3 separate regions of the Homo sapiens genome follow, and regions 1 and 3 are each linked to region 2. A link is a contact called in ENCODE Hi-C or POLR2A ChIA-PET data. All regions are on one chromosome and are shown on one strand. Each heading gives the region's core, a stretch centred on a gene start or an enhancer-like site at or near the end of the contact. The rest is flanking DNA. Distances are from core to core; before and after follow the strand shown.

Region 1 (4,884 bases), core at 1,602-4,101, 330 kb before region 2:
TTTATTGTTATAACAGAAGGTAGAGGCTGCATGTGGTGGCTCAAGTCTGTAATCTCAGCACTTTGGGAGGCCAAGGCAGGGAGATAGCTTGAGCCCAGAAGTTCGAGGCCAGCCTGGGCAACCTGAGGAGACCCTGTCTCTATAAAAACACAAAAATTAGCCAGGCGTGGTGGCACGCACCTATAGTCCCAGCTACTTGGGAGGCTGAAGTGGGAGGATGGCTTGAGCCCAGGAGGCCGAGGCTGCAGTGAGCCATGATCATATCACTGTACTCCATCCTGGGTGACAAAGCAAGACCCTGTTTCAAAAACAAAACAAAACAAAAAAACAGATCTCTACCTATAGATTCTTCTATATCCAGGTACTGGGAGTCAATCAGGGTCCCTCAAAATCAAATAGAGGAAAGAACAACTTCAAAGAGAAAGCAGAGTATAAAAACAGAGAAAGAACACTCCCTTTCCACTTAAACCCTCCATACCCACACCGGTATCATTCCATCCCAGGTGAAAATGTTTATTAGCTGGGTAAAAATAAATACATAAATCCCTTTACCATATATTTACAATACAATATAGTAAGAATAACCATTAAATATGTCATATTCACTTTGTTGCAAGTTTAAATTCCAGGATTCAACTAGCATCATTGGTTTGTTTTTCACATAACATGAATTATCTTACAACTTCAGTTGATTAGAGGCATTAGAGAATCAGTAATAATTCTGGTCCCTACAATTCTGAGCCTTCAATAATATGCTGAAAACACCAAACAACTTTCAATTCTAAACTTTAGAGGTAACTTATAAACACAGGCAACTACCAAGAGATTAGCCCCCCACCCCCCAAAAAAATGTTGTGAAGAGTTTTATACTCTCCATACAAAGTTACTGTAAAAACATAAAATTTATATAGGCTGAGTGTGGTGGCTCATGCCTGTCATCCCAACACTTTAGGAGGCCGAGGTGGGCAGATCACCTGAGGTCAGGAGCTTGAGACCAGCATGGCCAACATGGCGAAACTGTCTCTACTAAAATACAAAAATTAGCCAGGTGTGGTGGTGCGCGCCTGTAATCCCAGCTACTTGGGAGGCTGAGGCACAAAAATAGCTTGAACCCAGAAGCTGGAGGTTGCAGTGAGCCGAGATCCCACCACTGCACTCCAGCCTGGGCGACAGTGAGACTGTTTCAAAACAAAAAACAAAAACAAAAAGAGAATAACTGGCTGCTAGCATTCTTGGAGCTAAGTAATACAAGGGGGCTGGGAGTTTCACCATTTAAAGATGTGGCAAATCCCCTCATTTTCAGCTGGGCATTTCTTTACCACCTTCCACAGCACCAGGTATTCCTGGGTCTATAGGCAGTCTGGCTTTCTCCACAAGATAAATCTTTGACTTTTTTGTGAGGTTGGGTAAGAACACTCATCTGCTTGCCTAGGATGAGGCATGTATAGAACTTTCCACTGACTTTAAACCATTTCCTGCTTTCAGCTTCACATCTTGCTTGCACCCTCAGAGATACCTGGCACCTTCAATTCCTGAGTCTTCCTAGAGATAGGTGATATGAACTGGCTAGAATCATGCAAGGAATTGGTATCCGCCTCTGTAGATATTTTATATTCCACTTTCTCAGCTAATTAATCTACTCCAACCACCTTCCATTTCCCTGAAGTTTTTTTATACCACTTATTTACTGTCTCCTGTTCTTTCTGCTCTTGCAGATTTATGCTGTTTTCATTCTCTTACTCACTGTGAATGGGGCTTGGGGACAGAGCAGAAATAAACATATTTGTTCAATTCAAGCTTAAAAAGAAGACACAGTCCTTGAATGATTTTTATCTGATGCTAATACATATCCTGGGTGCATTCAGATTTCATGAAGCCTGGAGTTTACAGAGTTTGGAGGCTCCATTTTAAGAGCACAGAATTGGGTATTGACAGCCAATATTCAATTTAGAATGAGAAAATAAATCATAAATTTTAACAAACTGGCAAAAGCCACAAACATCATAACCTAATAATAATAATAATAATATTTGTTATGACAAGTTTTTTTCCCATTTGTTTCCAGATAAAAGTCACATAAGGCCAGGCATGGTGGCTCACACCTGTAATCTCAGCACTTTGGGAGGCCAGGGTGAGTGGATCGCTTGAGGCCAGAAGTTCATGACCAGCCTGGCCAACATGGTGAAATTCCATCTCTATTAAAAATACAAAAATTAGCTGGGCGTGGTGGTGCACAGCTGTAATCCCAGGTACTTGGGAGGCTGAGGCACGAGAATTGCTTGAACCAGGGAGGTGGAGGTTGCGGTGAGCCGAGATCACACCACTGCACTCTGGCCTGGGCGACAGAGCGAGACTAGGTCTCAAAATAAATAAATAAATAATAAAAGTCACATAACATGAAAATCACCAAGTTAAACTGTATAATTCAATAATTTTTAGCATAGTCACAGTGCTGTACAACCATCACCAATATCTAATTCCAGAACATTTCCATCACCCCAAAACAACCCCCATACTACCTGTTAGCAGTCACTCCCCATCTTCCCTCCCCCATCCCCTAGCAACCTGAAAATCTACCTTCTGTCTATGGATTTGCCAAGTGGAATTAAACAATATGGCTTTTTGTGTCTGGCTTCTTTCAATCAACCTAATTTTTTGAGCTCATCCATACTATAGCATACATCATCAGCACTTTATTCCCTTTTATGGCTGAATAATATTCCATTGTATAGATATGCCATATTTTGTTTATCCATTCAGTTGACAGACATCTGAGTTGTTTCCACCCAACTATTTTGGCTGTTATGAATAATGCTACTATGCACAAGATTTTGTGTGAACATATGTTTTCAGTTCTCTTATGTATGTACCTAGGAATGGAATTGCTGAGTCATGTAGTAACTATGTTTAATTTTTCTGAAAAACTGCCACAAACTGTTTAGCAGAGTGGTTGAACTACTTTACATTCCCACCAACAATGTATGAGGGTTCCAATTTCTCCACATCTTTGCTAACATTTGTTATTTTCCCATTATTATAGCCCTTCTAGTGGTCGTGAAGTAGTATCCCATTGTGGTTTTCATTTTCATTTCCCTAATGATTCATGATATTGGGCATCTTTTCATGTGCTTTTTGGCCACTGATATATCTTCTCTGGAGAACTGTCTATTCAAACCCTTTGCCCTTTTTTTTGAAATGTGGTCTCACTATGCTGCCCAGGCTGTTCTCAGGGGATCCTCCCACCTCAGCCTCTCAAGTAGCTGAGACTATAGGCATGTGCCAACACATCTGGCTAGCTGCCCATTTTTTAACTGGATTGTTTGTCCTTTTATTGTTGAGTTTTAAGAGTTCCTTAAGGCCGGGTGCGGTGGCTCACACCTGTAATCCCAGCACTTTGGGAGGCTGAGGTTGGTGGATCACCTGAGATCAGGAGTTCAAGACCAGCCTGGCCAACATGGCAAAACTCCATCTCTACTAAAAATATAAACATTAGCTGGACGTGGTGGCACACACCTGTAATCCCGGCTACGCGGGAGGCTGAGGCAGGAGAATCGCTTGAACCCAGGAGGTGGAGGTTGAGTGAGACGAGATTGCATGCCACTGCACTCAGCCTGGACATCAGGGCCAGACTCTGCCTCAAAAAAAAAAAAAAAAAAAAAAAAAAATTAGCTGGGCATGGTGGTGTGCACCTGTAGTCCCAGCTACTCAGGAGGCTGAGGCAGAAGAATCACTTGAACCCAGGAGGTGGAGGTTGCAGTGAGCTAAGATCATGCTGCTGCACTCCTGCCTAGGCGACAGAGCAAGACTCCGCCTCAAAAAAAGAAAAAAAAAAAAAGAGTTCTTTATATATTCTGTATACTAGACCCTTATCAGGTATAATTTATAAATATTTTCTCTCATTCTATGAGTTATCTTTTAGCTTTCTTATTAGTGTCCTTTTGGACACAAACGTTTTTAATTTTGATAGAGTCTAGGCTGGGTGCAGTGGCTAATACCTGTAATCCTGTCACTTTGGCAGGCCGAGACAAGAGGATCTCTTGAGCCCAGGAGTTCGAGACCAGTCTGGGCAACAGAGTGAGACCTCATCTTTACAAAAATAAATAAATAAGATTTTTGTTTAAATTGACAGAATCCAATCCAAAGTCTTGTGTTTCTATCTAAGAGATTTTTTTTTTTTTTTGAGACACAGTCTTGCTCTGTCACCCAGGCTGGAGTGCAGTGGCACGGTCTCGGCTCACTACAATCTCCGCCTCCCAGGTTCAAGCGATTCTCTTGCCTCAGCCTCCCAAGTAAGTGAGATTACAGGTGCCTGCCACCATTCCTGGCTAATTTTTGTATTTTTAGTAGAGACGGGGTTTCATCATGTTGGCCAGACTGGTCCCGAACTCCTGGCCTCAAACAACCACTCGTCTCGACCTCCCAAAGTGCCAGGATTACAGGTGTGAGCCACCACACCCAGCCATCCATCTAAGAGTCTTATGGCTTGCATTGTTACATTTAGTCTTTAATCCACTTTGAGTTAATTTTTATATATGGCATGAGGTAGAGGTTCAACTTCATTCTTTTGCATGTGGAAATCCAGTTGGTCCAACACATTATTATTATTATTATTTTCTTGAGACGGAGTCTCATTCTGTTGCCCAGGCTGGAGTGTAATAGTGCGATCTTGGCTCACTGTAACTGCTGCCTCCCAGGTTCAGGCGATTCTCCCACCTCTGCCTCCCCAGTAGCTGAGACTACAGTCGTGTGCCACCATGCCTGGCTAATTTTTGTATTTTTAGTAGAGACAGGGTTTCACCATGTGGACCGTGCTGGTCTCAAACTACTGACTTCAAATGATCCACCCACCTTGGCCTTCCAAAGTGCTGGGATTACAGGTGTGAG
Region 2 (4,816 bases), core at 1,690-4,189:
ACAGGTGCCCACCACCATGCCTGGCTAATTTTTTTTTTTTTTTTTGTATTTTTAGTAGAGATGGGGTTTTGCCATGTTAGCCATGATGGTCTCAATCTCCTGAACTGGTGATCCGCCTGCCTCGGTCTCCCGAAGTGCTGAGATTACAGGTGTGAGCCACGACACCCAGCCTCTCTTATTGTTTCTGGAATTGTTCTTCTTGTTGCAAGCTTCAGGCTTTGGCATTTGTGGTTTCCTTTGCTTGGTACTCCCTTGCCTGAGATGTATATGCAGTGTGACCCTTCAATTTGATCACTTCCAAATGCTACCTCCCTAGGGAGGCATTCCTGTCTATCCTATTCAAAATGGTACTTGTTTCTATTTGTTTACTTTGACATTAGGTTATAACAGCATCCACTTTGGGAGGCTAAGGTGGGCAGACTGCTTGAGCCCAGGAGTTTGAGACCAGCCTGGTCAACATGGTAAAACTCCTCTCTACAAAAAGTACAAAAATTAGCCAGGTGCGGTGGCACGTGCCTGTACTCCCAGCTACTTGGGAAGCTGAGGCGGGAGGACCACTTGAGCCCAGGAGGCAGAGGATATAGTGAGCCAAGATCACACCACTGCACTCTAGCCTGGATGACAGAGCAAAACTCTGTCTCAAAAAAAATTAAAAATAAAAATAAAATAAAGCATCTGTTTACTCCTTGACTCTCTGTCTCATCCACTAGTGTATTAGGGTAGGAGTTCTTTGTTCACTGCTGTATTCCCAAGGCTTTGAGCAGGGCCTGGCACCCAGTAGGTGGTGCTCCATGAATATTGTTGAATGAAAAATACATGAATGAATGAGTTATAGACTTTTTTCCCCTTTAGTTACACAAGAGAAGAAAAAGATATCTATTGACAGTTACAGCTCAAGAGAGTCTTTGCTGCTATGAAACAGCTGGATAACCACAGGACACTGAAAGCACTGTGCCGAGAACCCACCGGTTCAGCATCTGAGGATGGATGGATCTCAGACTGCCCAGCAGTAGTGTACTACATGGGTGGGTCAGTTGTAAAGAAGAAAAAACTGATCCATGAGCAGACACTAAAGAAAACAGTGGGATGAAATCAATACTGGGTTAAGTATGGCAGTCTGTGAGTTTGAACATATTGCCCCAATAGATTTTGTTTTAACTATTTTCCAGTAGACATTTTTTTTCATAATGCTTTCTTTTAATGCCTCAACTAGTCGCAAGAGCTTTACTAAATATTGCAACTCTTGGCGGGGCACGGTGGCTCACGTCAGTAATCCCAGCACTTTGGGAGACCAAGGCAGGCAGATTGCTTGAGCTCAGGAGTTCCAGACCAGCCTGGACAATGTGGAAAAAATCCCATCTCTAAAAATTAAAAATAAAAAAAATACACCGGGCATGGTGGTGCACACCTGTAATCCCAGCTACTTGGGAGGCTGAGGTGGGAGGACCACTTGACTATGGGAGGTGGAGGCTCCAGTGAGCCGTGATCATGCCACTGCACTCCAGCCTGGGCAACAGAGCGAGACCCTATTTCATAAATAAATAAATATCGCACCTCTCTTTTTTTGGTACTAAGGCAGAACTGTACATAGACTGATTTCTCCAACTTTGAGCAACCCCAGATGGCTCTACTTGAACAGAAAAGAAATTGAAAGTTTAATCGTGTATAATCCCTTGTAAACAACCTGGGGGAAAAATGGTTAGGTTCTCGCCGGTGATATTTTACTTCAATGAGGTCATGTAGCACAGTGAAAATAACGAATAACTCAGCATTAGGGAGAATTGGGATCTGATCCCATTTTTGCCATTGGTTACATGACACGCAAGTTTACTCGGCTGCTGCAGGCTTGTGTCCTCATGCATGAAATGGACTAAACAATCTCCACATTATTAATGCTTTACGACTCCGCTTTCCAAAAATGGAAATGCATTTGAAGACAATACCAGGCCCTTGAAAATGAAGACGGGAGGGTAAAAAACAAGCTGCAACAGAGAACAGTATCAAGCTTTTAAAGAAACAAGTTAACACCGAAGCCAGAGGCCTTTAATGTAGACATTAAACGGTGTCTACATACACCCTTTCAGCTTGAATGTCAGCACCGGCTGTACTGACAGAAGATTTACATGACCTTTTCCTGAAATAAGCCTTCCTCTCCTAGTAACTCAATACCACGGGTACATTTTTCCAGGTACACTAGAGTTGGGTACTGCTCTAGAGCTGCACTGTCCAATACAGTAGCCACAAGCCACATGGGGCTGTTGAGCACTTGAAAATGTGGCCAGTTGGAAGTAAGACGTACTGCAAGTGTAACATACATACAGGAATTTGAAGACGGTAAAAAAAAAAAGGATATAAAATATTCAGCATTGATATTGATTGAAATAATATTTTGGATGCACTGGATTAAATAGAATATACTATTAAAATTAACTCCACCTGCTTCTTTATGCATTTGCTAATACGACTACTAGAAACATTAAGCTTACATAGGTGGCTTGTATTATATTTCTATTGGACGGTGCCATTCTAGATATCCGAATCTACAAAGTGACTGAGATTCAAACTCTTCAATGAAGCACTTTTTAAATGCTCTACTTGAGAATTAATTCCACTCACTGCTCTGCTGCCGTCGCGGTCCTGACTTTCCAAGGCTGTGCCCAGAGCGCGGCACACGTGGCTCTCACACAGGCAGGCCTGCACGGCACGCAGCAGTGGAGGAGGTTACCCTGGGTCGCCGACGCCAGGGGAAGCCAAGCGACCGACCCCACACTTCTGAGCCCCGCCGGGGAAGTCCCCGGGCGCGGAAACAGGTGGTGCGCCGGCGGTTCGCAGCTGCTGTGCCCGCTGGCCTGGGCGCAGCCGGGGACAGCGACGCGTTTCCTGCCCGGGAAGGGCCCGAGCGCAGGGCCGGCTATAGCGGTCCCGCAGCTGCCTGCTTCGATTTTAGCACTGCTGCTCCCTAGAGGGAGCAACGCGGCCCTCTGTCCCTCGTAGGGCTTGAAATGTAAATTATTCATATCAGGGGAATGTGTGCTTCAAAAAGCAAGCTGGACAAGAACCGACGGGTAATCCTCGCCAAATTCTTCTATTTAACCCTCACCATTAAAAGTCTGAGGCCTGAAAAATCTCTTGACTGGAGAGATATTAACTCCACAGGTAAACGGGATCAGGATCTACGACATAAATGAATCAAATTCACTGATTTCTAAGATTATTTAGACAGTAGAAAATTATTAATCCTTTTTATTAGTTCAATACTTCATTCAGCATTTGCAGAGCAAAATCTGCTTGGATTTATTTAGTGAAAATTATCTTCTAAAACTACAAAGATTTAACCACAGTACATAAAATTTAGTTGCAGTAGGCAAATTATATTTTTAAGCTGAACCCTAAGAAATTGTCCAAAAATATGTACAATAGTTATGCACAGCACTTATGATTGCTGAATAAATGCATCATATAAAATTTAGTTCAGTTTTTAGCAAGAGTGAACGATTTCTTAGATGATTTTTCTCCTGGTCTCATAGTGCAGAGTATTCACAAATGGACCTTATATCTTCTCCAGACAACCGTCATCCCCAATTTATTCACCTAGGCAAATCTTAGTTCAAAAGAGTTTGTGAGAAAGGCTGACCTACAGGACTAAAACCGTGCTTACATTGTAGGAAAATAAAAGAAAATGTAATCGAATGGACAATAATTTTTAAAGCACATTATTCAAGGAGGAATAAGCCCTGTAACAGAATCCATAAAACACCATGCTCCATCAGTCTCTTTTTGCTAACAGAATGACCAAGTATTCTCTCCAATTAATTTTAATAGCAAACCACCATTTCCTAAAATGACTTAAATGGGTTCAATCAAGTAGGAGAATGAATCCAAGGGAAACCACTGACTAGGGGTATAAAATGTGCCTTACATCATATTGCATACATCAAACAATCAAAGAATTTAGGCTTCAAATTACAAGAAAAAAAAATACCTTTAAGTCTTACCCTCAAGGTAAGATAGGAAAGTGGGAAATGCTGTCTGCTCACTGGCATTCCATAAAATATTCACTGTAATTTCTGGATTTCCAAGACACATCTATCTAGCAGAGGTGGTTTGTCAAGTCTGAGCTTTTCCACCTGTCCACCCCTGTAGCAATGGGGCTGATGTTCACAACCTGCAGACCATCATCAGCATTCATGGCACCCCGACAGATAACCCCATTAAACTCTCTCCCTGACTCAGGTAAACACTTCACAATGTGAGAAGGTGAGAAAGACATTATTACTGAAATAAACCTGAAAGCTGCTCTAAGTCTATAGAGAAAGTGTAACACTCACAAATATAAATACCATTACACACTATTTGTAAGATCCCTCATAAATGACTATGTTATAGCTGAGACCTGCAACGGAACTCCCACCACCAAATGTTGTGGTAGTGTAAGGACCATTGTTATTTTCACTTGCAAATATTCCTGAGAGGTCGTATTTTAAGCTGCTAAAAACTAAAACAGGAATAAGGTGACAACCAGCAAAAGAAAAAAAATGAGCTAATGCACTCGAGAGAGTAAGGAAGGCTCACGGAAGAGGAGGGCTGTGGTGATCAGAGTCCACGGACGTCCAAAAATGTGACTTGGCTGGCCCTAACAGAGGGGAGCAGCTCTTCTAAAAACAAAATCACCCCCTGGAAATTATGTTGGTTGGTTCCTTGGGGCATCTACAGTTCTTTTTCAAGTTATTTACTTGCTCATTACCGCCAGTCCCAGCTTTCTTGGGAGACCTAAACATATTTGGGGAATGGAAATAATGTGCTTGCTGCCACAGAC
Region 3 (4,596 bases), core at 1,536-4,035, 260 kb after region 2:
GGCTCTGAGGAGTGCTCCATAACGCCTGGATCAGAGCAGAAAGAAAACTTGTGAGCGATGCAACACAGAGAATCAGCTCCTACACTTACTGAGTTTTGGGGGAGACAGTCAGGGGCACCCCTGCACCAATCAACATGTGTTTGGCCTCGTCTGGGCTTGGAGAAGAAAGCACCATGCAGAAGTCTTAGGTTGCCAGGGATACCCGGGGACAGCCAGGCAGAGGTTGTTATCCCTCCTGCCTGTGTCGCTTAGGGGGAGAGGGAGGAGCAGGTGACTCTAGTTGCCTTAGGAGAAGGGTCAGAATCCTGTGTGAGTGTGTCTATTGATTTTTCCCAACAGGCCCTGCAGAGGGAATATTCCAGCTTTGGGGCCGCTGCTATGCCTCATACATGGGCTTGGGACTTTAAAAGGCTCTCTTCTCAAGGGCCACTACTTCCTCAGAAGGCAGTTTTTTGTTTGTCTGGGTGTTTTTTTTTTTTTGAGATGGAGTTTTGCTCTGTAGTCCAAGCTGGAGTGCAGTGGTGTAATCTTGGCTCACTGCAGTGTCCGTCTCCCAGGTTCCAGCAATTCTCCTGCCTCAGCCTCCCAGGTAGCTGAAATCACAGGCACATGCCACCACGCCCGGCTAATTTTTTTGTATTTTTAGTAGAGACGGGGTTTCGCCATTTTGGCCAGGCTGGTCTCGAACTCCTGACCTCAGGCGATCCGCCTGTCTCAGCCTCTCAAAGTGCTAAGATTACAGGCATGAGCCACAGTGCCCAGCACCCATGAAGTCAGTTTAAAGGGGTTGATGACTAAGTCCTGGTATGTCCTACAGGGACCTCCTGAATCCATCAAAACCACAGGGATCCGAGCACCTCAAAAATGAAAACAAAGCACCTTCAGAATTATTTTTCATTCAAAATGAAAATATGAATCCCCAATAAAAAGATTCCACCAAGCCAATCACTGCACACACAACCTTTGTAGTCAAATGCTCTACCCCTGAGCTATACCTGCCCCCACCACAGTCTTTGGCAAATGCACCTGGTATGTTCATCTTCAAGGATGTCAGGATGATTTGGGGAGGTGCAGTCCCTCCTGCCCCTGCCCCTACATTACTGGCTTTCCTCTTGCACCTGAAGCTTTTTCCAGATCAAAATGGATGTGCCCACGGGGAGCGGGACCTGCTTGATGGACTCGGAGGATGCTGGAACAGGAGAGTCGGGTGACCGGGCCACAGAAAAGGAGGTCATCTGCCCCTGGGAGAGCCTGTAAGGAAAGAGGCAGGCTGAGCTGGGGGCTCTGGACCAGGAAGATGCTCTGACAGATGCCATGGTATGGGCCACAGGACACACTTGCTCGAGAACCAAAGTGCATTTGGGTGACATTTGAAGATTGGGGAGACAAGATGGGGTAGATTGTGGCAAAGAATGCTCTGGCTGGTTACCAGGGGCCAACTCCTTCTCCTCTTCCTGACCCTCCCTCCCCTGGGCAGAAGAAACGCATGTGGACCAGAAGACTTTCCCTGCTGCCTTAAAACCAATAAAAGGTTAACTTTAAGTTTCTTGGAATGTTAGTGTGTGTCTGGTTTTGTTAGTAATTTGTGAGCTATTATTTATGAGTTAAACTCACGTCTTCTTCAATCTTCTGGACAAAGGGACATTGAGTCGCTTCCAAGAGCTCTCTCCTTGTCTAAATGGGTTTGTGCACAATGCTTTTCTCATCAGCAGAGCTCCCCAGGGGATGCCCCGGGGCATGGCATCTCACAGGAATGGACAGAGGGCTGGGAGCAGGCACACTCCTAAAATGCCAGGTGTGTTGCCTCAGGTCCTCCAAGAAGCAGACACCAAGGTGAGATTCGATGGACAAGAGATTTGTTGGGGAAAACACCTGTGGTAGATAAAGGAAGGGCCAGAGCTGGAGAAAGTTGAAGTTGAGTGTTGAGGGGGTTCGGGGCGGGGGGCAGTCCAGACCGTGCTGCAAGTCTGACCTCTGGGCAGGGAGAGTCTTAGATGGCAGTGCAGTCCAAGAAAGTTTTGAACAGGCTGCTGGGGTGTCCTTTATGCAGTCCAAGAAAGTTTTGGCCAGGCTGCTGGGGTGTCCTTTGTGCAGTCCAAGAAAGTTTTGACCAGGCTGCTGGGGTGTCCTTGAGCCAAAGTCATTGCTGGAGAGGGCCTGCATCTCTGGGAACGGCCCTGCATTCGTACCCCCACGGTGCATGGTCATGTGCTGGGAGATCCCGTGGAAAGCCTGACCTTGGCATGGATATGCTGGTGGATCCTGAGCTGCAGCAGCTTGGCCATCAGCCCGCGTGCTCCCTGCAGTTGGAGATCTGAGTGCTCCTTTTCACTTCCGCTGCACTAGGCCAGTGGGAAATTCTAGAGGTTTGGGCTTTGGTGTGCTCCTCCCACCTCCCCTCCTAGTTACTCACTCAACATGTGTTTATTGAGTCCCTACTATGTGCCAGACGCTATGACAGGCGCTGGGGATGTTGCTGTGAGTAGGACTCCTTGTCTCATGGAATTCATCCGGGACAGTGTTTCTCCACCAGGTCAATGTTGCCCTCTAGGGAACACCGGTCAGTGTTTGGAGACATTTTTGGTTATCAAGACTGCGGCAGTGGGTGGGGGTTGCTACTGGTGTCTAGCAGGTAAAGGCCAGGGACGCTGCTAAGTATCCTACAATGCACAGAAGCTCCCACAACAGAAGATTATCAGTTCAAACCACCAGTGGTGCCACTGTTGAGAAACCCCGCACTAGAGATTACAGCGTATGTACTTGTCCCTGGTTTCTGCGCATGCTCTGAAGTATTGCCCCAAACGGCACTGCTGGGATCATAATTAGATTGGACAGCGGGTTGCGATTAAGGGCTACGCGGTGAATAAAACAGCTCTTAAAAGTTGCATAGGAAGTCCTCACAGGAGAAAAAAATCAAGTGGTTTGCCAAACCACTCATTATACCCCTCCCCTTTAGCCCTCAACTTCCTCAGAATTCAATTAGTAGATAAGAGCCCCTGACTTGCTTTTAACCTCTGACAACTTATTTAGCCCATAAATACTGGGGTTGCTGACTCATCTCTGCACACTTCTACAAATGAATGTTGGGTGGGTGCATGGCTGAAACCTAGATTTGCTAATCCCCGTAGGGAAAACACAGAGCTTCAATACTTAAAGACCATTGCTCATTGTAGATTTTACTGAATCTATTCCACTGGGCTCACAAGAGTCACTCACAAAGGGCTAAGAAAAATTTTCCCCCAGAATGTAAGTGAGAGAGTCTGGTCCTTTCTTGGAAGAGTGAGTGAGCTGTTAACCTGATGCCTTTATTTGCAATGCTGATCTAAAATGAGATGAAAGGCGAAGCAATCCACACCCTTAGTTTACTACCAGCCAATGTCAAGAAATAAGGAGAATCTCAACCCTAGGTTTGTATATCAGTGTTTAAGGGTTCCTCTCCTAAGCCCCCAGGGTCCTAAAGAGAAACTAAGCCCACATGGAAACTAAGATCCACATGGATAGAGCGTCAATGACAGAAGGCTCCAGAATCCACTGGTTGGATTAAATAAAGTCCAGGCTATAGTTCAGTAATAAATAGACCTCAGAAGGGAGGAAGTGGGTTCAAACATGACAGAGTTTCTGTCTGTAACACAGAGTTGCCTAAAGGCAGTAGGGCAGTCCAGGTCATGGGCTGGAAGTGAATGGAGGCCAGGGAAGAGAAAAAAAAATCCAACAACCAATAAATTTTTTTATCTTGTTGCTCCACCCATCCCCTGGTCACAAGTATGATGCTCCTCCATCTTGTCTGGACATTAGAATCCACTGGGGAAACTTGAAAGATCCCGCTGTCCAGGGCACACGCACAGAGCTGTGACACTGGGATTTTTTTTAGCGCCTCTCCCAGGTGATGTCTATGTCCAGGTGAGCTTGAGAACCACTGCCTTGAGGTAGTGATTGAAGCTGGTTCACCACCCCTACACCCATGCCCATACCCAGGGGATAACTGAAAAAGAGGCAATGGTGGGAAGGTGGCTTCATCTTAAGTTCACAACCAGGAAGTAGCATGGGTCATTTCCATTCACATCCCATTGGTTGGCCTTTGGTCACATGACCATGGCTAGCTGCACGGGAGTCCGGGAAATGTAGTCTTCAGTTAGGCCAGTTTGTGAGTAGTTAAACTTCTAGAGATTTAGCTAGAGGAAGGAAGATGGGGAGAGTGGATATTGGCGGACACTTGGTCTCTCCCACAGTGGAATTATTACACAGTTTTGGGGGTAATGGGTTACACTAACATAACATAACGTAACATAACATAACATAACATAATGCAAGAGGTGGGGCAAGAGGAGACGGGAGTGACCAGTTAGTTTCTGTTTGGCCAATATTTGGTAAATGCCTATAAAATGTAGCTATGCTGTATTCCATGGTTGGGTGCTTTCCACTTGCTCAAGGCTGAACACCGGCTAGGTGTCAAACACCAAGTGAGGTCCTGGGAATAAAGTTGATTCCCTCATGGAGGTGCTATCATTGCTTGAGGAGCAAGCTGGGGGCATTGGATCTAGTCCATGTTGGGGGAGTGCAGGGCTGTGGGCTGTGGGAATCCTGCCGCCTGCCTTT

The links. Hi-C counts contacts between places; a loop is a spot of excess contacts on that map. ChIA-PET counts read pairs that join two places held with the same protein, here RNA polymerase II (POLR2A). Pooled maps may share reads with other maps.
Region 1: a loop to region 2 is called in a pooled map, with 2.3 times the contacts of the local background. The contact joins two enhancer-like sites. A Hi-C loop is called at or near these places in 1 of 37 single-sample maps with no recorded cell type and 3 of 50 pooled maps. POLR2A ChIA-PET finds 5 or more read pairs at or near these places in 2 of 52 experiments (BJ and common myeloid progenitor, CD34-positive).
Region 3: a pooled map shows a loop between it and region 2 (2.8-fold over the local background). The contact joins two enhancer-like sites. A Hi-C loop is called at or near these places in 7 of 50 pooled maps. POLR2A ChIA-PET finds 5 or more read pairs at or near these places in 6 of 52 experiments (AG04450, activated CD4-positive, alpha-beta T cell, activated CD4-positive, alpha-beta memory T cell and 1 more).

The regions. Positions count from the first base shown.
Region 1 is chr17:64,632,965-64,637,848 of GRCh38, forward strand. The region is part of intron 1 of SMURF2 (SMAD specific E3 ubiquitin protein ligase 2); the gene reads right to left. Among named protein-coding and RNA genes, the nearest start is that of SMURF2, 27 kb to the right of the region's middle. Within about 2 kb of position 2,852, at least 3 of the 41 ENCODE cell types and tissues checked have a DNase peak (open chromatin) inside an H3K27ac peak, as active enhancers do.
Region 2 is chr17:64,963,197-64,968,012 of GRCh38, forward strand. It overlaps the pseudogene AMZ2P1. Among named protein-coding and RNA genes, the nearest start is that of LRRC37A3, 46 kb to the left of the region's middle. RefSeq lists an enhancer at 2,608-2,657 and a silencer at 2,877-3,040. Within about 2 kb of position 2,940, at least 8 of the 41 ENCODE cell types and tissues checked have a DNase peak (open chromatin) inside an H3K27ac peak, as active enhancers do.
Region 3 is chr17:65,226,151-65,230,746 of GRCh38, forward strand. It overlaps RGS9 (regulator of G protein signaling 9), which reads left to right. Exons shown (of 19, transcript NM_003835.4): 19 at 1,125-1,553. The coding sequence ends at 1,257. Among named protein-coding and RNA genes, the nearest start is that of RGS9, 91 kb to the left of the region's middle. Within about 2 kb of position 2,786, at least 4 of the 41 ENCODE cell types and tissues checked have a DNase peak (open chromatin) inside an H3K27ac peak, as active enhancers do.